2 separate regions of the Homo sapiens genome follow, and region 1 is linked to region 2. The links are chromatin loops, found by intact Hi-C in ENCODE. Cell type or tissue: K562. All regions are shown on one strand. Links, peaks and the distances in the headings refer to the core of each region. The heading gives the core; the rest is flanking DNA. Region 1 overlaps LOC101929174 (a long non-coding RNA gene). Region 2 overlaps LOC101929174 (a long non-coding RNA gene).

The links. Hi-C counts contacts between places; a loop is a spot of excess contacts. Peaks named below come from ENCODE experiments on the same cell type or tissue, not always from the same donor. Only the 100,000 strongest peaks of a DNase experiment are listed, where the experiment ranks them.
Region 1: it touches region 2 in a loop (2.3-fold over the local background); 6 of 110 quality-filtered maps call a loop at or near these places.

The regions. Positions count from the first base shown.
Region 1 is chr11:88,349,848-88,361,936 of GRCh38, forward strand. All of the region lies in intron 1 of LOC101929174 (a long non-coding RNA gene), which reads left to right. Among named protein-coding and RNA genes, the nearest start is that of CTSC, 18 kb to the left of the region's middle. RefSeq lists a cis regulatory region at 7,701-7,906. In K562, for the core only: no CTCF peak of the experiment used is centred there; DNase peaks (open chromatin) are centred at 7,774 and 9,884.
Region 2 is chr11:88,414,748-88,426,836 of GRCh38, forward strand. LOC101929174 (a long non-coding RNA gene) reads left to right here. Exons shown (of 5, transcript NR_188511.1): 3 at 8,740-8,850; 4 at 9,634-9,867. Among named protein-coding and RNA genes, the nearest start is that of CTSC, 83 kb to the left of the region's middle. RefSeq lists a cis regulatory region at 6,791-7,166. In K562, for the core only: no CTCF peak of the experiment used is centred there; DNase peaks (open chromatin) are centred at 5,704, 5,954 and 7,044.

The DNA.
Region 1 (12,089 bases), core at 2,816-10,815, 64 kb before region 2:
TAACTTTCCTTTCCCCCCTTTTTCTTGCCATACACACCCTGACAAGCAAGGTAACGTATGTTCACTCCCTGGTGTGTATCCTTCCCTCTTTTATTAAACTCACCTAGCCATTTACAAATATGCGTGAGAAGTAGGGGACATATTACTTAAGGGCACAGATTCTGGAACCAGAATGCATGGTTTGAATCTTGGCACTGACCCTACCTGTGTGACTTTAGGAAACTTACTTATCTTCTGTGACTTGGTTTCCCCATCTGTAAAACCAAGATAATAAGAGTACTTATCTCATAGGGTTATAATGAAGTTTTAAATAAATTATTATGTGAAGTGCTTAGAACAATAGTGTCATAGAATAAGCACTGTAAAGGCGCTATTATTATTATTTTGATGCATCTATGTATGGATTTTTGTGGCTTTTTATTTTCATGAAAAGGGAACATACTATATACATTTCTCCTCAACCAAATTTTCTTTCTTTCATTAATTCTCCTTAACCTGATTTCATTCTTAAAATTCTTCCATTCTTAAAAATACATTAGAGATATCTCTTGACATCAAGAAATTGAATTCATTTATAGAAAATAGCTGAATGGGATTTAAGGTCTGTAACACATCTATTTAACGGTTTTCTTATCAATGGACATTTGGATTATTTCCAGGTATTTCAGCATTATCATTTTTTTGCCAATGCAAACAATGTTGCAATTAAAATTTTTGAACATATATCCTTCCTACAGATACTTTTGTTTCTATAGGAATGTGATGGGAACTAATTGCTAGATCAATGGACATTGCTAGATTAAATGTCCAGAACAGACTTAGCTAATCACATTTCCACCAGGAATGTCAGTCCTTTCACGTCCCACCTGGCCCTTTCCTCAAACACTTCCATTCTCTTCTGAGTTGCTTTAAACATTTTTTTAATTTAAATATTTCGAATTGTTGAAATATTTCAAATAATTGTTTTTTAATTTTAATATTGTCTCTCTGAAACACCTAAAACCTAGTTTTCTATATGGTGTGATATATAAGTTAAGTTGTCTTTTCATCTAGTCAGTGGTACCAGAACCATTTAATAAATAAATATTATTTTCCAGCTGAGCACGGTGGCTCATGCCTGTAATCCCAGCACTTTGGGAGGCTGAGGTGTGAGGATCACGAGGTCAGCAGATCGAGACCATCCTGGCTAACATGGTGAAACCCCGTCTCTACTAAAAATACAAAAAATTAGCCAGGCGTGGTGGCGGGCGCCTGTAGTCCCAGCTACTCAGGAGGCTGAGGCAGGAGGATGGCGTGAACCCAGGAAGCGGAGCTTGCAGTGGGCCGAGATTGCACCACTGTACTCCAGCCTGGGTGGGGGACAGGGCAAGACTCCGTCTCTAAATAAATAAATAAATAACAAAAAATAAATAAACAAATATTATTTTCCCTCTAAATTTCAATAACAAATTCTGGAGTATTTTGCTGTTTTGTTTCAGTAATTAGCTTTAAAGCAAGTTCTGTCACTATTCTTTTTTATATATTTCTCAGCTTTTCTCTGGCATTTTTTCCCCTCCCTGTAAATTTTAGAATCACAGTTTTTGTTTCAAGATTTTTTATTACTTACAAAATTGTATATTTTTGTTTAATGAAGCATTTGATGGATCTAAATTTGGATATAATTTTTTTAAAAAAACATCTCATCTACCCTGATATTTTGTTTATTTTTAATTTATTAATTTCATCTTTTATTAGTTCTAATTTTTTCTTCCTACTTTGTCTCAGTTTGTTTTTTCTATTCTAATTTATTAACATAGTACTTAGTACCTCATTTTCAATCTTTTCCTTAAATAATAAAGACATATTAGGCTCTAAGTTTTCTTCTAAGACAAACTTGCATCCCGCAAGTTATAAAGTGCTTCTTTTCCTTTGTATTAAAAAGTTTATAATTTAGGTTTGATTTCTAGCTTGTTCTATAGGTTATTAAGGAGTCAGTTTCTTATTATAACAAGTTCAATTTTTATTATAATTTATTTTCTTATTTTAGTAGTTAGTTTGGAGAATGTGGCCTATAAAATGCCAATATTTAAGATTTTATTAATGCTTTCTTTGTGGCGAATTTTATGAAATGAACATATAAAAAATTATATTTTACTGCTCAACAGGCCTGTGATATACACTCACTGTGATTGTATTAAATCTCTTTATGAACTTGCTTTTTTTTCTTTTGTCTATTACAACTTTCAATTCTGAAAGAGTAATTGAAATCTTTCAATGTAAATTCACTCTAATTTTTCAGTTATTTTAATTATTTGTTCTTAATAGATTTAGTTGCTATGCTATTTGGTACACATCCATGTATGTACATTATATCTTGTTTGTAACTTATGCTTTTTGCCTATTCATAAGTGTTGCACTATAGCCCTCTCCTCTGGAAATTCTGCCTAAGCCTTCAGCCACAAATGTTCTCTCAAACACTTGTCAGCTTGCCAGTGCTGGGTTTTATCTCATTCTAGCATCTAGTTAAGATTGAATTTACAAGGAGAGAATTCTAGGAATGCAAATTCATACTGTTATTAGGTGCCTTATGTTTTTAATTTGTAATTTTTTTTCCTTTTTTGACTTCTATAATGTTAATAGGCCTTCTCACTGATGTAGGGTACAAATTACTGACAACAGTATTATTAATAAACTAGAAGGAACAAAGAAATTAAGTTAAAGGTAAGTGCTTGGAGAGAGGCTGCAGGTATGGGTATAATTCATTTTTTTGTTTGTTTGTTTTTTTGAGATGGAGTCTCGCTCTATCACCCAGGCTGGAGTGCGGTGGCACGATCTCGGCTCACTGCAACTTCCACCTCCCAGATTCAAGTGATTCTTCTGCCTCAGCCTCCTGAGTAGCTGGGATTACAGGCACACGCCACAATGCCCAGCTAATTTTTGTATTTTTAGTAGAGATGTTTCACCACGTTGGTCAGGCTGGTCTTGAACTCCTGACCTTGTGATCCCCCTGCCTCAGCCTCCCAAAGTGCTGTGATTACAGGTGTGAGCCACCATGCCCAACCTCATTTTTATAATAACAGTTACTGTTTATTAAGTGTCTATTATCTATAGACAATTTGTACATATTCACACTGTCTAATCCTTACAGGTGCACTATAAGGCAGGCATTATTTACTTCATTTTGGAAATGAAAAAGTGTTACAAACAAAGACATTAAGCATCTCAATAAACATGCAGTTAATAAGTAGCTAAACTAGAAAGCTTGGTTGATTTTCAGTTTATGAAAAGTTAGATACTTATTTCTTCCCAGTGTACCACACTGCCTTACTTGTATACAGACTAAAAAGATATTCTGGTTATACTGAATAAATGGTCATCCATATATAATATAATAAATATAATACTTTTTAAATCTTAAAAACTGTATTTATTCAATAAATATCTATTCAACATGGAGTACCTACTGGTAAGTGTTGCAGCTACTAAGCAAGAGGAAATGACAGGAGAGTAGATATTTTTGGAAAAAAGTTCATTCAAATGGGGATATGTCTTTGAAGCACCTGTGGGATATAATAATGGAGTTGTCTAGTAAAAGGCTGGGAATATTGATGTAGGACTCGGGAATGGTCATTCAATCTTGCAATAAATATTTATTGAGCATCTACTCTCTTCAAGGAATAGGCAGACAATGAGAATACTTACAAGGTGTTCAGGTTACCTCAGGCGCTGGCTAACACAGTTTTTATTAGTCATCACTAAATAAAGGAGAGCTGACGTTACAAGCATAGAGATCACCCAAAGAAAGGCTATGTCATGCAGGGGAAAAAGGGGAAAGAAAGGGCTGAAGATAGTTTAAAATAAAATTTAACAAAAATGTTTAAGAAAAGGGGTTCATAAAAGAGAAATTAAGATATGCAGAAAAAGGACCAAGTAAGAAAGAATGATATGATGAAAGCAAGGAAGTTTTGAGTCTAATATTTGATGAATGAATTTTTACTTCAGCCATCCCTAAGTCATAGCGAACTTTGGCTTCTATCTTCAGGACCATATGTCAAATTGGTGTCCCATTTGTTGGGCTCCTGGCAAATATTCCCAGCTTATTGGGACACTGATCAGAAATCTAGAGTCAACAGCCCCCAACTTTCTAGAGAACTTAGGGCCCCCTGAAACTGCAGTGTGGCCACTCCTGATGCACATTACTATGAGCATGTGGTTCTGTGCTACAGACTGAGCAGCATGTTAAACCTGATAGTTTTCATTATACCGTTATACCACAATGTGTCATATACTGAGATGCTTTTTAAACATTTTAAATGTCAGCTTATCATTTTTCTCTCATAAAAGGGTACAGAAACATTACCACAAGTTGAACTTTCTAGTTGCTTAGAACCTGGAATGAGGAGGAATAAATAAAGATTAGTGTCCCGTGCTGGACTGTCTTTCTTGGTTTTTCTTTAGAAAATTGAAAAGCTGTAGGCAAAAAATCTGTTGCATAATTGCAAGAGTTAATTAAGAAAAACCCATCTGCGTGTGATTCACATGACATGTCTGAAAGTCAAAATGAAACTATCATCTAATTTGCTGAACTAAGTTTAACATGGTTCCCTAGAAGGCTGAAAAAACAAACTGTTCCCTCTGTGATTATAATTTCTGATTTTGTTAAATTGAATCCATTAATAGAAAAACTATTGATTCAGGGGTATTATTAGGTATCTCTATAGACATAGAGACAATAAATATTTAGAGAATCTCTATGATTCTCCCTAGAACTCAATTTGCACAAAACTGTCATTTTAAATCACAGAAATACTCAAAATATCTGAAACATATATTGGAAAAAGTATCTGCTAGGAGCCAAGAAACCTGGCTTATAATTATATCTCTCTCACCAACTCATTTGGATGTTGAGAAGATCAAACTATTTCTGTGATTCATTACAGGTCAAATTAGGGATAATTGCCATGCCTATCTCACTAGATTTTTATGAACATTGAAAAAAATTCACTTTTTCAATAAAGATTCATTCATTCATACAAGTGCATATTTACTTACTCCATGCTAAGCTGTGTTAGCAGCAAGGAGTCAGCAATGAACATGGCAAATGAGACCCTTGCTGTCATGGAGCTTAAATTTAAGCCAGAAATAAAACTTCAGGTACATGTGGGTTGAGTATCACAAAGGTAAGTGTCAGTATCATAATGATAATGTATGGTAGTTTACGAAGTCAGAGAACTCTCTGAGAAAGTGATAGGCTGAGCTCTGCTGGGTAAGCGTTGTGTATGCCAACAGCATTTAAAGTCAAGGAAAGAACATGTTGAAAAGGTCTATAGAAATTTGAGGAAGTGTGAATAATCCAGAATAGCTAAAACCATGAGTGGTGGAGAAGAGGTGAAAGATTATAGTTATGAAAACACATTGTGACATGGCTAGTGAGAATACAACATGGTTTGAACATTTTGGAAAGCATTTTGGTAAAATGAAATAAGAATCTCAAATAATCTTTTTAGCATTTTATTAGATAATTTCACATCTGCACAGCTATCCTATTAAAAATAATATAATACACAGACAAAATTAAGAACAATGATGTTTATTAATGTATATTTGTAGTAGAGAAAAACAGAAAATTATATAGGTGTGGGCAAAAAATTACAGTTTGTGTAAATGAGGAAATATTTATAGCTAATAAAAATCTGTACATGGAGTTCATAATAATAGAAAATATTTATTTAATAATATTAAAAGAAAGAAGGAGAGGACAAGGCAGACATGGGCCCAGGTAAATAATAATCACTCCATGAATCTCTGTCACAATTGAGGAACTCTCAGATGAGGATATCCTAATTTTATACAGGGATTTCTGGCAAACCTCTCCACCTCTCCTCTGGAAAAGACAATATCTTGATTATGCCGGATTGTCTCCAGGAAGGAGATGGAAACATCTCATCTTTGATATCCTGGTCAGCAAATAAATCTGTCCTCTGACCTGTAAGGAGAGACCATTTCTAGCTTCCAAGAAGCTCTTTGCTATGGGAACAACCTTGAAAAAACAGCCTAACACAAGATCTATAGAAATGCCATGGAGAAATGCCTCTCCAAAGTCCTATTTTTTTTAACTTTTAAATTTTTTTTTTACTGTAAATATTTTTTAATGTTTTAGAAAGGGTTACTATTATGAGCACATGACATTCATTATGGTGGGAAAAACAGAAAGTTGGCTACGTAGTGACTTGAGTTTCTTCCTGCCTCATAAATGTCAGCTAACCTAGGAAAGTTTCTGACACTAGTTAGATGTAGCAACTTCTCTGAGCCGTTTCCATTAAATGACAGCTCAAGACATACTCTGTCTAAACTTGAATCTACTTTAAATTATATGATTTAGTTATTCCATGTAGCAGGGGCAAAAACCCAAACCTACAATTGAATGAATAATTGAAATTACTTAATTTAAAGGAAATTTCCCAGTCATAATATTAACAGTATATAGTTTAATTACTTGAGTCAAGTGATCCAATACATTATGCGCAGAAAGACCTTTATAAATATATTTTAAAATAAAGTTCAAGTAGTTTGACTCTATGCACATGTTAATTCCACAGAATATTTCTGGAACAAAAACAGAACTTGCAGTTTTGAAGATAAATGTTAAAAAAGTGTGATAAAAATTACTGGATAGTTAAACATAAGAGGCAAGGAAACTATAAAGTTCAAGAATATGTAGCTTATTTTCTCCATTCAAATCCAGTATGATGTCCTCAATTTGTAAGATGTTATGCAAAGAATATTGTCTCAAAATTACATTAGAGAAATAACTTTAGCGTTAGAAGACCTAACTTTGGCAGCTGCTTACTAAATGTATTATCTTGCGTAAATTCTCTGAGGTTTAGATATTCTCATAATAAAACAAAGATAATTCTTGGCTGGGAGCGGTGGCTCACGCCTGTAATCCCAGCACTTTGGGAGGCCGAGATGGGCAGATCACGAGGTCAGGAGATCCAGACCATCCTGGCTAACACGGTGAAACCCCGTCTCTACTAAAAATACAAAAAATTTAGCCGGGCGTGGTGGCGGGCCCTTGTAGTCCCAGCTATTCGGGAGGCTGAGGCAAGAGAATGGCTTGAACCTGAGAGGCGGAGCTTGCAATGAGCCGAGATGGCGCCACTGCACTCCAGCCTGGGGGACAGAGTGAGACTCCGTCTCAAAAAAAAAACAAAAAAAAAACAAAAAAAAAAACCCAAAGATAATTCTCACCTTAAAGAGCTGTTGTCAGGATCACATGTGATGATATATGTGAAACTATTTTGTAAACTGTAAGATTTATAATAGAAATGTAAAGGTTTATTACTACTAAACTGAGTGGTAGTGACTTTAATACGCAGAATATGATAAAGGCTGTGAGTTTTAAATACAGTGTGAGGAGAGCATGAAGAAGGGAACCATTAATTCTTCTAAAGGCAAGGAAGAGATTTGAATCTGAGGAGGAGAGGTTATAGCTAGTCTGTGATGGTGCAGATGTTTTGCTTTTAGAGTAAGAGCAAGAGTGAGAACTAGAGCTAGTGAGCAAGAGAGAGAAGGAGAAGATGAAAGAGAGACAGAGAGAGACAGAAAAAGAGAAACTGACTTAGGTAGGGTGACTTAGCAGAGGGAAAAATTTGGCAAAGAGATGAAAGTTTCTATTTTGTTTGCATAAAGTTTCAATGTGACAAAACAGTGAAATTTAGCTTAGGGGTAGCAATTTTTCTACTAGTTTATCACTGATGTCTGAAATTTCACTTTTATGATGAATTCCTTTGGGTCATTGAGAAAGCCCTCCCTGTTATACCAAGAATGCTTAGTCATTCCTTCTTCTGTACAACAGCTACACAGCGTACCTGCTTTCATCACCATATTGACTGCATGCTTCATTTAATTTATTTATTTGTCTGCCTTCCTTAGCATCTTTATAGGTGGTGGGCATGGCAGGAAGGTCCTGTAATTGACACTATTCAGGTTTAGAATAGGCTTCAATAAATATTTATTGAATGTAATTGCCTGTGGTTAAAATACAAACACTTCTGAGAACTGTAACAAAATACGCGTCATCAAAGTTAGCTAAGATTATTTTTCCCACAAAAATCCCTTAGGGATACTAGAAAAAGTGGTAAAAGATTTGAATTTATACAAAGCCCAGAGAGAACATCACAGTAGGAGGGCCCTGGGCCCTGAAGTGTGGGAGGTTTCCAGAGATTAAGAAAAAAGGAAAGGAGAAACATAGAAAAATAAAAAACCTTCATCCTCTTCATATTTTTTCTAAGAATCTGCTCTCCCAACCTTCAAGAAATTCATAGTTCTTTTGAGAAGAAAAGAGTAGCAAGCAGAAAACAATAAACAAGGAAGAACTTTATATCCGGGTTTTCCAAATTCAGACCATGTGAAGTTGATTTATGGAGTGGAGGAAGCAAAATGCATCAAAGACACATATTAATCAGTAGTATGTCTTCTATTCATGCATGACTTTCTCATATGTGCATATTAATAGACCCTGTTGCGATTAATAAAATACAAGTTATATAAGATAATTCAGAGCTATTTAATCAAAATATATGTTATTTAGCAACTAACTATAAAGGTAGTACTACCAAGTTGGGGAAAATGGAAGTTGTCATTGATAAACAATTTTTGTTTGAATAATTTAAAATGAAAATGTGGGAAGGACTACTGCACACCAGCTTTGAAAGACTGCTTTTGGCATTTCCTACCTCTGAGTCGTGAAAACTGATGTCAGGCCACACTCTACCATTAACTAGCTGGTCATTTGGGGAAAACCACTTTTTCTCACCAAGTCTTTGACTTAATTTTTCTGTGCTAGTAAAATGTGGATTAGAATAATCAAGAAAGAATATTTTATAATTGTGAAAAGTATTTGAATGAGATTCAGGCATGATAATTCCCCCGTATAAAGATTCACCAAAATTCCAGCGATGTGAAATTTGGTTATTTGAATTTCAGAAGAAAGGAGAGAAAACTGCTTTTATCAAACACCTGCTATTTCAGATATTTTGAATTACCTTAAAAATATAATCCTCATAGGCTGGGCGCAGCGGGTCATGCCTGTAATCCCAGCACTTTGGGAGGCTGAGGTGGGTGGATCACCTGAGGTCAGGAGATGGAGACCATCCTGGCTAACACGGTGAAACCCCATCTGTACTAAAAATGCAAATATATATATATATAATATACAAATATATATATATAATATACAAATATATATATAATATACAAATATATATAATATACAAATTTATATATAATATACAAATATATATATAAATATACAAATATATATAATATACAAATATATATAATATACAAATATATATATAAAAATACAAATATATATATATATTTCCCATAAACCCTGAGATAGTATAATAATCTGCAAGTTACTTATCTTGTAGAGAGTCCACAGCTTGTAAATAGCAGTGTCACTATTCAAACCTTGGTCAGTGTCCAGTTCCCATGCTCTGTCAGTATGCCATATACCGAATGCACCCAATTTTTAATTTTATAAACATAAAAGGAAAGATTCTTATCCACCCAGACATGAAAAATCTAGCATTATCCTGAGCCTCTGCTTTCTCTTTGCAAATTACCCCTGTAGCAACTCAAGAAGCATTTATAGTAAGCAAATATCTGTTACTTTAGGAAAGCTTCGGAGTCAAGAAGCTAAGCCACCTTGCACAGCTCACAAAGCTGCAAGGCATGATCTTTCACTTGTTGATGAGTAGAGTAATTTTTAACATCCTTGTTTTGAAATAAGAGTAACTACTGCCTAGATGGATCCCATAGCACATAGAAGTGTAATGTGGGATGTGAGAGGAGGTGAGTGGCTACAGAAGGTGAGGAGTGGAAGGTGCACGCAAGCTTCAAGGGATTAGTAAACTAACACTGAAAAGAGGAAGTGGTTTCTGTAGCTACTGATAAAACCCTCATATGCCCTGTTGGAATACATATGCCACCTAAACTCAATGTTAATTTTCATTTCTTTTTCTCCTTTGCTTCATCTTTTCTTGTACAAATGAAGGGTGTGAAAGGGAGGAACAGAATGTTTTCACAGGGGGAAGTATTTTAAAACTTTTGAGTCATGCTTTCTTTTTCCTAAAAGTAGAGAATTTGACTATGTTTATTCTTTTAGTTTTGATATCCTGATATCACAGTTTTACATTTAAAAATGTATTTTAAATGGGTAGCCATAAAACATTTAAAAACATTTGACATTTTTAGAAATAGACAGAAATGGGCTTATTCAAACATGGAAAGCACAAAGCATCTATTGCTTTTTTTTTTTTCTAACAAGTGAACATAGCTAAATAGAGTAATACTGCTATCAGAAGTATATACTCATTGAATGCAAATTCAGTATCTCTCGAATGGGGTGAGGAGATCAAAGGAGGTTTTACTGAAAAAAAACTTAACCAAATAAGAAAAAAACAATGTAGGAATGGTTTTCAGTTATTAACTTTGCTAAATAATTAGTAACAAAAAATTACCCAGTAAAAGAATAATTTAATGTTTTACCATTATGTTTGTTAAACAATAACCCAAAAGCATGTTCACCAGTCCTGTATCTTCTTTCTCACCCCATTCTGACAAGTTTCTCAAAATGCATCAGTCTGTATATTCATCCCTATTTACCTTCACCCCTATTCATCCACCTGCCCCTATCCTTCAACCTCTACTGAAGACCAGGAGGAGAATTGTTTTTCTCCTCACCATTAAGCGGTACTGAGCACATCTGTTTTATCCTGCTGTAACCTCATTAACTAGCAATTACCTGTTGAGTGGATCAACTAATTTTGTTTTATAAGGTGAAGTGTCTCAAGCACAGGCAGAACCCGCCCTCCCCAGTGGAAAATTGAGAGCCCTAATGTTCAGCTCTGGTTTTTGGCTAAGATACCTGTTTTCATGAACAGAAGGCCTTCTCTGCATTTGAGCAAGGAAGAAGGGCAAAGCCAGCTCGAGCAATAATTGTCAACTTTGAATTCTCACTCTTTCTGCTCCTAGTCAGGGTTTTTCTACTCTCCCTAGCGGTAAATGATTTGCTTCTCCCAGGGAAAAAAAAAAAATTAAATTTAACGTGGGTCTTTAGTGATTGCATTTCAGACTTCCTTTTGAACAAGTACGTATTCTTTACTAATAAAGAAAAAACCCGGCCGGGCGCGGTGGCTCACGCCTGTAATCCTAGCACTTTGGGAGGCGGAGGCGGACGGATCACGAGGTCAGGAGATCGAGACCATCCTGGCTAACACGGTGAAACCCCGTCTCTACTAAAAATACAAAAAATTAGCCAGGCGTGGTGGCGGGCGCCTGTAGTCCCAGCCACTCGGGAGGCTGAGGCAGGAGAATGGTGTGAACCCGGGAGGCGGAGCTTGCAGTGAGCCGAGATCGCGGCACTGCACTCCAGCCTGGGGGACAGAGGGAGACTCCCTCTCGAAAAAAAAAGAAAAGAAAAAAACCCAATAGAAAAATGAACCAGAGATACAAATTAGTCGTTTAAATGAAATAAAATAATTCTGATCAATACTTCAAGATGCATATTAAAATATATATTAATTTTACCTATAAGATTGATAAAAATGTAATAGATTAACCATATCCAGTTTAAATGAAGACGTGTGAAAACAGGCACTTTGCTGTACTATTGATGGGTACAATAATAGAAATAGCATTTCCTGAAGAGGAATTTGTCAATGTTGATCAAAATTTTAAGTTCATGTGATGCTTTGACTCTACAATTCCATGGATAAAAGGTTAATTACAGTTCGGGCGCAGTGGCTCACGCCTGTAATCCCAGCACTTTGGGAGGCCGAGGCGGGTGTATCACCTGAGATCAGGAGTTCAAGACCAGCCTGGCCAACATGGTGAAACCCCGTCTCTACTAAAAATACAAAAATTAGTCAGGCATGGTGACGCATGACTGTAATCCCAGCTACTCGGGAGGCTGAGGCAGGAGAATAGCTTGAACCTAGGAGGCGGAGGTTGCAGTGAGCCGAGATCCTGCCATTATACTGCAGCCTGGACCACAAGAGCGGAACTCTATTAAAAAAAAAATAGTAAAGTAATTATAGCAT
Region 2 (12,089 bases), core at 2,173-10,172:
TATTACTGGAGAAAAAGCAGTGCATGTGGGAAGGAACTCAGCCCTCTTTTGTGGGCCTTGTATTGTTACTGCACAGCAGAGGATCCAGATAGAGGAAACTAGCTTTAGTGGCATTTTTTTAAAAAGGATAATACTTGATTTGAACAAATAGAACTGTGTAGCCTCCATAAAATTCTGTTTATTTTGTACAATTTGTTTCCAGGTATCTTTGGTACAGTTTAATCCTGGTGAGGGGTATGATGCCATGTAAGCAGAATAAAAGGTTGACATTAAGAAATCATTTTAGGTCTAGAAATAAATGTGGGCTGGAGGAAGGAAAGGATGTGGTCTGGTGGCAAGGAGAAAAAAGGGTGTGCCAGGTGAGAGGCACATGAAATGTGAAATCCTATAAGCCAGTCTGTTTCTGGGGTTGGAAGGCAGGGCTATTGTGTAAAGAGCAAGGCTAGAAAAACCACTGTGAGGCTGAAGAGTAATTATATCCTGGGGAGGAGATGCTTCAGCCTCTCAAGTCAGATCCACGGACATTTGCTTCGTTGTTTGTTTTGATAAGTAGGGGCTACTGTTCACATCTGAGAGGAACGGCATGACTAATGTGATGCTCCTGATAAGTTCTCAACCTTGGTTATATATTGGAATCACTTTAAAATTACTAATGCCTTGGCATTTTACGAAGGTCTCTAGGTGATTTTAATATGCCACATGCTAGAAGGAGCACCCTCACTTTACTTGGGCAAGTTCAATCTTACAATATACCTGATAGTACTTCTTGATTTCTTTGACTTTAATGACCATCTGCAATGTGGTTACCTGCTGATACAATTGCCTCCTAAACTAGTGGTTTTCAAGTGTCAAGGTGCATAGGCATTTCCAGTATATCTTGTAAAAGACAGAAAAAAAAAACACAGATTTGATTCAGTAGATCTGGGGTAGGGCTTGAGAATCAACGTTCTAACAAAAATCCCCTCTTCTGTTCCTCAGAACACACTGTGAGTAGTAAGCTCTTGAATTACAACTCCTCACAGCCTTGTTCCCACTTCCATTTGGTGTAGCCCTCAAGAGTGCAGGCTTTGGGTTTAGAACACTCTGGCCTCTACCCTCTACTAGCTGAATGAGTCTGGGCCAGTTGATTAACTTTAATTACCTAGTTTCTTTGCCTATAAAATGAGGATAAATGAAGGTTTTGTGAGTATATAAAAGATTAACTTAAAGTGGACTAACAGTGCAGGGCCTTGCACATGGTTAGTCCCTAGCTTTCTCTAACCCCTGAGATGCTTTGTCTTGTCACAGCTCCTTTAATTATTTTTTGGTCTCCTACTTTATAACTTCTGTAGAATCTTATAGAAATTCTCAACTGACCTCTAGTTCTTGGAATCCTCCCAACTTCCCCAAACTGTTGCTTCTTTTCTGGCCTCTATTCCCTTTCCACTCAGCCTGTGTTCTCTGGTCAATCATGTAGACCATGGCTTCTATCCGTTCATTCATTAAACAAACATTTACTGAGCACGCCATATGTGCTAGGCATTGTGATGAGCTCTAGGAGTATATTCAATGCATTCAGTGGTGGGCTGGTAAATGTTTCATGATGGTGTAAAAATGTATGTTTATGCACACATACATAAATGTATACTTTTTAATATAAAACATTAATGTAAAGAATGTATAGTGTACAATTTACTCTTTATTTTAAATGTAATATAGCCATTTTGTTTCCACAGAAATTTTTTATTTTATTTTTTGCTAAACTATTGTATTTTTAGCCAAGCTATGGTTGTATCTGATGAATGAATATAGTTCATATAAGAATATTACTTGATTCTTTTGTATTAATAAGATTAAAGTAAAATTAGGTGGTAAGTTGTAACTTCCTTTGTTTGTCAATATCATGAGCTGCTTCTTTGCTGAATCATAGGTTTTAGATACCGGAAGAATAATATTTCTTTAAATTTTTGTGTAATGGCTATAGACATGACCTGCTTTAAGCTTAATCTGTGCTGTTAACATTTTTACTATCATTTTCTCAAGTCTAAACAATCAAATAAACAATACATCAAGATGTCAACTAGGCCGGGCGCGATGGCTCACGCCTGTAATCCCAGCACTTTGGGAGGCCGAGGTGGGCGGATCACAAGGTCAGGAGATCAAGACCATCCTGGCTAACATGGTGAAACTCCGTTTCTACTAAAAGTACAAAAAATTATCCGGGCGTGGTGGCGGGCGCCTGTAGTCCCAGCTACTCGGGAGGCTGAGGCAGGAGAATGGCGTGAACCAGGGACGCGGAGTTTGCAGTGAGCCCAGATCGCGCCACTGCACTCCAGCCTGGGAGACAGAGCCAGACTCCACCTGGAAAAAAAAAAAAGATGTCAACTAGTGTTGCTGATTTATTTGGTATCAATACATCCACTATTGTCAATTTCAAGCTACCAGCATAATGTATTGTAATGGCAAAAACTGCAATTACTTTTGCACCAACCGAATAATGGCACTGAACAGGAAGTTGAAAAGATGTGCGGTAGTCCCTCAATAGATAGTATTTCCACCATAAGGATTGAATCGGGGAAAATAACTTCAAGAGAATAAATCGTAGTAAACACTATGACAATAAACAGGAAATGAATTAGAGCATTTATTATGTTTTGAGAATATAATTTGTTTTTTAAAATAATAGCTATGTTTAACAAACAGATGGAAAAATTCCTGAAAATTTAATAATAAGCACTTCTTAGCAAGGACAAGCCAGCTGCAACACATCAGGTTTGTGCAGTAGACATAGTCACTGACATCATGAAGCTTATACTCTAGAAATGGAGGCAGAGAAATAAATGAGCATGAATCTTATAAGAAGGGCCCCTCAGCCAAATTTGATGCTATAATTGTGATAGGCAGAATGTTGGCTCCCCATGGACTTCACTCTCTGGTGTTTATATCCATGAATAGGTTATATTAAATGGCAAAAAGATTTTGTAGATGTAATGTTACAAAGCAATTGACCTTAAAATGGTGAGAGTATCTTTGATTATCCAGATGGGCCTAATGTAATCACATGAATCCTTAAAACAGAAGGCAGAAGCAGAAATCAGAGTCAAAGCACAAGGATTACCAAGGCACCATTGTTGGCTTGAAGAGAAAGAGGACCATGCAGCAAGGAAATAGGGACCACAGTCCCACAACCATGAGGCACTGAATTCTGCCAATACCCAGTGAGTGTGGAAGAAGACCATACGTCCCAGATGAGAGCTGCAGCCCTGGATACTACCTGGATTTTAGCCTAATGAGACCCTGAAAAGATAAACCAACCACACTGTGCCAGATTTCTAACCTATAGAAATAGTGAGATAAATTTGTGCTTTTTAAAAGTGCTACATTTTTACAGCACAGTAATTTGTTACACAGCAATAGAAAACTAATAACAACTAGTAAAAAAAAAAATTATCAAAATAACAGTAATCCAGGAATAGCAGGGAAAAGAATGTTTCAGCACTTTCAGGGATTTAGTGGTGTTGAATATGCCTGAGTGGCATGTACAAGAGAAAGAAAAATGAGAAATCAAGATGGAAAAAAAGTGTTCCTTCCTGAAGAACCTTTTAAGCTAGGAGAATATTCTGAATGTTTTCCCAAGAGCAAAGGGAACCAATACATCATTTGTCATGATCAATTTGTGTTTATGGAAGATAGATGAAAAGGGTGTTGAATGGCAGGAGGCAGATCATTTAGGAGGCTTTTTCAGATCAAACAAGCATGGTGAGGATGGAGAAAAGTGGATTGCGGTGCCTTACCCTGTATACTCACTATTGTCTACTGTTTGTTCTTTCTCTCGTTTGCTTTTTAGTTGTGCTCAACAATCACTGTTTTAGCACTCTGTGCCAGGCACCATGCCAGGCAGTGTGAATACCCCTTCAGGCTCCCAGACCTTGGTAGGGATCATGTTGCTGCCCTTTTTCCCCCAGAAGCTGTGTAAAGTAATGTAAATACATAGTTTATGAATTCAAAAAACTAGTTCTGCCACTTATAAAGTGAACAACCTAGGGCAGGTCACTTAACCTCTCTGAGTTTCACTTTCCTGATTTGCAAATAATTGCTATAGCTACTTCAGAAAGCTATTGTGGCTAGGCGTGGTGGCTTATGCCTGTAATCCCAGCAGTTTGGGATGCTAAGGCAGGAGAATTACTTAAACCCAGAAGCTCAAGACCAGCCTCGGCAACACAGTAATACCCTGTCTCTATTAAAAATAAAATAAAAGAAAATAGAAGGCTATTGTGAGCATCAACTACAGAGTACATAAAAACTTTAAAAGTCATAAATGCTTTCCAAATGGTGGGCTGTCTTCTCTTCATCTCTTTACCTTGCATGTGTTCCAGCTTATCTCATGTTCTTTCTTTCTCCCATGTCTCTTTCATTGTTGTTAATAAATTAGTTCAATGAATAATTATTTAGAGTCTATTATATACTATTCACTCAGCTGGATGTTTTTATGTATTTGTTTACACATTCTCTCACGCACATATCTACACACACACATACACGCACACACACTTCTTGTTCTTCAAAGAGCTTACTCTGAACACTTAAGGCTATAACAACACTCATATTTTTAAGTAAAATATAAAAGTAGTTACAAAATATATAAGATTTTGCATACCTACATTTGTGTTTATATAGGTGTGTTGTGTGAAAGAGAAGATAGAGAAAAGTGTGACTATATACATAGAAACAAACATTGGAAAATATACCTCAAAATGTTAGTACATTTCTCTCTGAATAATTTCCTTTGTCTTTTTTCATATTTTTCTGTATTTTTCAAATTGCCTGCTATAAATACACTTTATGAATAGAAAAATAACTGAAAACATTTTAATAAAAATATGAAATAGCAAATACTATAAAGGAATTACATGTAGGACATTATGGGTCTATGTAAAAAAATTTTTTTTTCAGAATTAAATGATGCCAGAGTAGAGATGAACAGAAATTTTGCAGGAAAGAACCTACAGAATGCCATTCTAGGAGGAGGACCCAGGAGAAGTAGAGGCTCAGCATGGAGTGGACAAGAAACACTATCATGTGTATATAGTTCCTGTCACCTGAAGCGCAGCTTGGGGTAGAGCAGGAGACAACTCCCGAGGAAATCGGGAATATCATGCTAGGCATCTTAAATTCTGTCCTACAGATGCTAAGACATTTAATCAGGGGATTCACTAACAGTCATACTTGCATTTTTGGTAGATTACAGTGGTAGTAGTGTGACATATGGGGAAAGAAGAGGTTAGAGGCAGGTGAGAAGCACGGAGACTCCTCAGGAAACCAGTTTCAGGTAAAAAAAAAAAAATAGATGATGAAGGCCTGAACTAAGACAATATATTGGGAATGGAGAAAAATATTTTACAGATGATTAGGAAATATTTAAGGCTTAATTCCTATGCTGCTTAGGTCATACTGTGTGGCTAAATTAGTAACACCAAAACTCACATAAAAGAATACTTGTATGCGTACATATCGTGCCTGCGTAATTTTCCCACTGGAAGAAGAGTCTCAAAGGGGATGGGAAGGCCAAGAACTGACAATGAAGATTTCACAATCTGTCTTTGGACTAACTTCTGCAAGCCCAGACGAGGCATTTGGGATGAGAAATTGCTGCCCTCTGTCTCAGAACCAGGCTGTGGAGAGACGAGAAAGAGCAATGAGTTGGGGACAGGATTCCAGAGAAAGACCTGCAGGACTTGATGGCAGATAAGAACAGATGAGCAAATGTGGAGTCATGTGATGGTCACAGAACAGGCTGTGCAGAAACACAATTTTGGAAGAAAGAGAGGGAGTGCTTTTGAGTCATTTTTAGTTTCTGCGGCAGCAGGATTTCCAACTGGTATAAAGATAGTCAGGAATGAACAGAAACAGTGAAGGGCCTGAGTGTGTCATGAGAACAGGATATCAGGACTGGTTTGCTGTCAGCCGGAAACAACTTGGCTGTCCCTGCTGAGGAGGGACCCAGGGCATAGGGGGGAGTGAATTTTGCAACTCTTTCCAGCCCATGTTTCACCATATTCAATATCTGCCTTATGTTTGGGCTAAGTGAGCAAATGTTTTTGTGGTATAATTTTGAGGCTTCCCTTAAACTTCTCTTCTTGGTCATATAAATAAGAAGAATCTAAAATTCTCCAAGTCAAGAGCAAATCTTCTCCTTCGTTACAGTGAGTGTAGGGATTCAAATTCAAACTGAGCCATATGTGATTGATCTCAGCCTTCCTGCTAGCAAGATTTGATAGACATGAAGGAGATGGGATGTCGGTACGGGTAAGAGAATCCTAATACAAGATGGAGAGGGAAAACAGAAAGGAAGTGTTCTGGAGACAGTAAGGCTTTGCAGTAAGTGCAAAGAGCCTGCGTCCAGAAGTCTGAGGCACCTCTGACACTTGCCTCCTGGGGTGATGCCCAGATAGGATCATAGCATCATTTATTTGAAGAGCTCTCTGAATTATGTTGCTTGGAGAAGTCAAATCTGGACTAGTCTAAGGGGCTAGACTACCTTAAAAATAAGATTCTTTCCATTTTCATAGTCAGACTCTATGGACAAGGAGGACTTAAAACAACAAATATTTGAAGCTTTTGCAGAAAATTAGAGGAACCCTACAAAAGTGAGTTTTCCATAATGAGATAACAGAGGATTTAAGCTGAACTAGCATAGAAGACCCTAGGTTAAAGTCACAAGAATGTACTATTTTTCAGTGAGGCCTGTTCTAAGTTTCAAAGGGCCATTCCTGCACTAGTTCATTACTAAAATATATTTGGCATTTGGGAGGGTGTGTTTTTACTCAAAGGACAGTTATTTATTAGGTGAAAAGCCCCAAAGCACAGGAAATATGAGATAGCAGTAGGTAGTAGGGATAGGGGGCCAGGGCTGCTCTTGACCCCAAAGTCTTCAGAATGAGTGCTAGGAAGTAGCCTGTCATGGGCCTCCAGGAACCTGAAAACTGGAGGAACCACTTTTCTGAGAAGTCTTACTCAGCAGACATACCACCCACAGTTTCCTCTTCGCAGCTTCTCCAACTAAGACAAGAACAGCTGTCTTAATTCTTCCTCTCTCCCCCCATCAGTGAGGCTCAGAAAAGCCAGTAATTTGGCTTTATTCTTCAGAGGGCAGCTCTCTCCCAGTGGTAAACACTCTAATACTCTCCAGGGGACTTTTTTTTTTTTCTTTTTGTTTATTGACTTTCTAAAAAATATTTCTTACCTTTAACAGATTTTTTTAGAGTAGAACAGTTGACGATGAGACAGAATGAGGTTTTCTTTATCATTTTAATGCTGGTTAAGCCTATTGGGATATGCAATAAACATTTATGTTATTGTTGTTGCTGTTGTTGTTAATAATTTGTTTGGGTTACACTTCTATCAGCTAGTTTTTTTGTTTGTAGTGGCTGAAATTGTCCTGGGTTAGGGGATGTGGGTGGAGTAGAAAAGTCAAAAAGGTGGGATAGGATTTCTGTATTAATTACTAGGTAAAATTGTGTGTGTGTGTGTGTGTGTGTGTGTGTGTCTGTGTGTAAGACCTTGACTTAGGAAAGGTAAGTATCTTTCTAATTGTAAAAAACAGAGCAGATAATTTGATGAACAATTTTAAAATTGACTTTTTCCTTTTTTTTTTTTTTTAACAGACTAGACCAAGCAGTAAAAACTGAATTTTAATTATCTACTGGAAATTCCTCCAGAATAAAGGGTCTGGTTCAGTTTCTATATTGACTCTATGGGTTCCAGTCTGTGAAATGCCAAGGGTTGGACTGACTAGAAGTCTCCAGATTACCTCTCTCTTCTTTCCACCCCTACTGCTTCTTGCCTACCATATGCCATAGTGCCGGCCGGCAAAATGTACCTGTTTAATTCTCTAGGTTAGAAAAAATTCCCTAGATTTTTCTCCTTGTCTTTCTATGTCCAAATGCTACCTACTTTTTAAAACAAAGACAACAGGCCAGGCATGGTGGCTCACGCCTGTAATCCTAACACTTTGGGAGGCCAAGTCGGATGGATAACTTGAAGCCATGAGTTTAAGACCAGCATGGCCAACATGGTGAAACCCGTCTCTACTAAAAATACAAAAATTAGCTGCGCGTGGTGGTGCACTCCTGTAATCCCAACTACTTGGGAGGCTGAGGCAGGAGAATCACTTGAACCCGGGAGGCGGAAGTTGCAGTGAGCCGATATCGCACCACTGGACTGCAGCCTGGACAACAGAGTGAGGCTGTCTCAAACAATAAATAAATAAATAAATAAATAAAATAAATTAAAACAAAACAAAACACAGACAACATACCTCCTTCATCATGAAGCCTCCTTTAATTCTTACAAACAAACAAAACCTTCCTAAACTTTCAAAGGGCGTTTAAGAATACATACTAGTGTTTCATTAATCTTTAAGGAGAATTTAGTGCATGCTAGGTTCTGGGTTAAGCATTTTACATTTATTAACATATGTAGGTAGATACAACTTTTACTTCAATTTTGCATTTGAGCAGAAAGGTGCAAAGATGATAAAGTGACTTGCTCAAGGACATGGGTAAATGGCTGAGCCACTTATTTGCTGTATTAATAGAGATGATGTCCTTCATCCTTTACTGATGTTTTTACCATGTCTTATCCATACCTCGTTAAGTCTTTACATTTTACCCATTTATCAGCTAATTTATCTCAAGAACATTCTAGTGATGTGGCTATTACCATTTTCTTCATTTTATCAATTTTTTCCTCTGTTTTCAGGCTATAACAAAATATAATAAACTGGGTACCTTAGAAGCAACGGAAATTGATTTCTCATCGTTCTAGAAGCTAGGAAGTTCACGATCAAGGTAGCAGCAGAGTTGGTGCCTGGTAAGGACCCATTTCCTGGTTCATAGATGATGCCTTTTAGTGGTGACCTCAGATGATGGAAGAAGTGAAAGAGCTCAATTGGGCCTCTTTTATAAGGGAAAAAATCCCATTCCCTAGGGCTCTACCCTTATGACTTAATCACCTCCAAAATGTCCCACCTCCCAACACCATTACATTGGCGACTAAGTTTCAACCTGTGAATTTGGAGAGGACACAAATATTCAGACCATAGCAATCAATGAGTACAGCTTTACCCGTTCATGGGAAATATGTTGCAGAGCAAAAATTGGGCCAGGTAATTTGACTAAGGATTGCATCCTTCCCATGCTTCTGAGCAGCCTTGCCTAGCCTCAGTCAGGGTCAGCATGACCATGCTTTTGTAGGCCAGACCTTCTCCTTTACCACAGCCACCTGAAGGTCTAAATTGTGGAGATGGGCAGGGCATGGCCCACACTGGCCCAGGCTTAATTGAAAAGCCTGAAAGAGAGTGTGGGCAGTTCCTTCTGAAGTTATACTACTTCCAACAGAATTGGGGGTATCACTTTATTACTGGCCCATCATAGTTGGTCATAGAATATTAGGAACCAGGTCAATATAGAGATTATCCAATGGCTTTCACTGGCCCACGTCTTGGTATTGGTTCACAGAATGGTTCCTCCTCTTCTCTGAGAATGGAAAAAAGGTTCAGTCCCATTTGGCCAATATACACTGTCTTAGCTTGGGGTGTTATAATAAGATGCTACCAACTATATTGTTTAAACAATAAAAATTTATTTTTCACAGCTCTGGAGGCTGGAAATCCAACAACAGAGTGCCAGCATGATCAGGTTCTGGAGAGGACCCTCTTCCTGTTTGCAGACTGCTGACTTCTTATTGTATATTCCAATGGTAGAAAGAGAGCAAGAGAACTCTCTGGAGTCTTTTTTTTATAAGGGTGCTAACCCCATTTAAGGAGGTTTCCCCTCATAATCTAATTATCTCTCAAAAGCCATACCTTTCAACACCATTGCATTGAAGGTTAGGATTTCAACATGTGAATTTGTAGTGGGGTGACGGGGAGAGGGACACACAAATATTTAGTCCATAATGCATACTAACAAAAACTGGGGTAAAAGGTCACTGAAGTGAATCCTTGCAGTATTAAAGGACACGTTATACTTCATTTATCCTTTTGGTCCATAAATATTGAGCACACACTATGAGCTAAATTCTAGGTGCATGTTAGAGCATTGGTGGTACCACAATAAAATAGCCTTTTTCCCTATCCTCAGGGATTTTACAATTTTGTGAAAGAGTTATGCAGATAGGCAGTTAACCTGCAGGTGGTGATTGCTCACAAAGAGAAAAGCAGGGGGCTGTAAAATTAGAGAAGCTAAGCTCACTTACCCTGTATGGAGTTGGATACAGAATGTTTGCTAGAGGAAGTGGTGCCAAGTAGATTTAGATAAAGAAGAAGGTGGTGATGAGAGGACGGAAGTGATCGAAGGAATGAAAGGTAGTAGAAAGGAAATAGCACGCGAGAAGCTGTAGGAGAAAGGAGAAAGCGCACTTCCTGGCAAAAGGGATAGCACACACATAGGTTAGAGGTAAAAGGGCACAGCAAGGCTGCAGAGGCCTTGGGAGCTCAGCATGATTCGAATGCAGTTGTACAGGAGGACTGGCACACACTCTGCTTCTTGGAGGTTACAGCAACTGCTACTCTCTGAGGGTTGTGTTACTTATCTATCTACTCATCTAACAACATGTCATAACACACTGAGGGAATTCCTCCAGACCTTTGAACAAAAATGTTCTAACTTGATTCAAAATAATTTATACTCAACATTCTTAGTATCTTGCTTCAAAAATAAATGGACGAAGAATAGTATTCTGGCTACAGTTCCGTGTAACAAATTGCCCAACTGTAGTGGCTTAAAATGACAATTATTTTATTATGTTCACATAAGTGTAGGTCAGGGGCTCATAAAGGGCTAAGGGAGGAAGCTTTGCACACATCTATGGTGTGAGGCTACCTCCTAGACAAGACAAGTAATGGACCACTTGGCTTGTTTAGTGACTGTGTGGTAAACAGGGGCATGTGAGAGTTTGCTTAAAGGCAGACTTCCTCCTCTGGTCAGTTTGGTCCAGCCCATTCAATTGTGCCTTGCCTGGCCTTCCAGTTTCTGAATTCCTACTTAACATCTGAGATGGCTTGACCCTCATTCTGCACGAGAGTTTATAAATGAACTTTTGTGACTGCACCAGACTTCTAATGTCACAATGGCTCCGCCTGCATACCCTTCTACTCTATGTGGTTTCATTCTTCTTCCCTTCCTGCTCAGAATTAAGTCTGAATTGAAGCTCCAATAGTCTCATAGATATTCTCATAGATATAGATATTCTCATAGGTATTCTTATATATCTTGGTTCATTCCTGAGGGTTCTTGAACCTCTCAGTTATTTTTTCTTCTTTCACCCCTGCATAATTTGAGAAAGCTTATCAAAGCTGGGAATAGGAACCATGTCTCACTGGTTTCTTTTAAAATTTCTATTTAAAAATATTTACTTATTTTTTTGAACAGGTAATATATTCACATAGATAAAAATCCTAAGATGAAAATATAAATAAATAGGTTCCCTTCCTCCATACCATGTGCATCATAAATCCCCCCAATTTGTCTAGTACAGGTTCTCAAAACATTTACTGAATTTTTATAGTCAAGTTCCTCAATACGTACACCTAGTACATTGGTTGGATTTACTATAAAGCTGATGAATCTTAAGCCTCAGGGCTCATCACCTTCTGGGGCTCCTTCCAGGTCCTCTTCCAGAATCATCATCAACTTGCTTCTATGCCTTTGTAAAATATACAATTGTAATACATTTAAACCACATCATTTCCGTCTGTTGCCCCTTTCCACTGCAACCCCTTGGCATACTCTGCCTCCTATAAAGGGGCATTAGAGTAGCCTGTGGCAACTTTAGGATATAGAAAAGGGGAAATTGAAATGGGAGTACATTTTATTTGGGTTTAGTGAGAGTTTATGTGCTTTGCAGTCTTTTTGTAAATAGCTAAGTAATTGTTAAGTATGGCAATGTCAGTTCTATTCCTAACTGCTCGCCATGAAGTTTACTTAGTATCATAATGTGAACCTGCAGGGCCAGAGTTATTCTGCTATATATAAAAGTGCCCTATAGCATCTACAATTGGGAGTACGTAATGGAAAAGAAGATAGTAGCTATTAATACGAATATTGTTA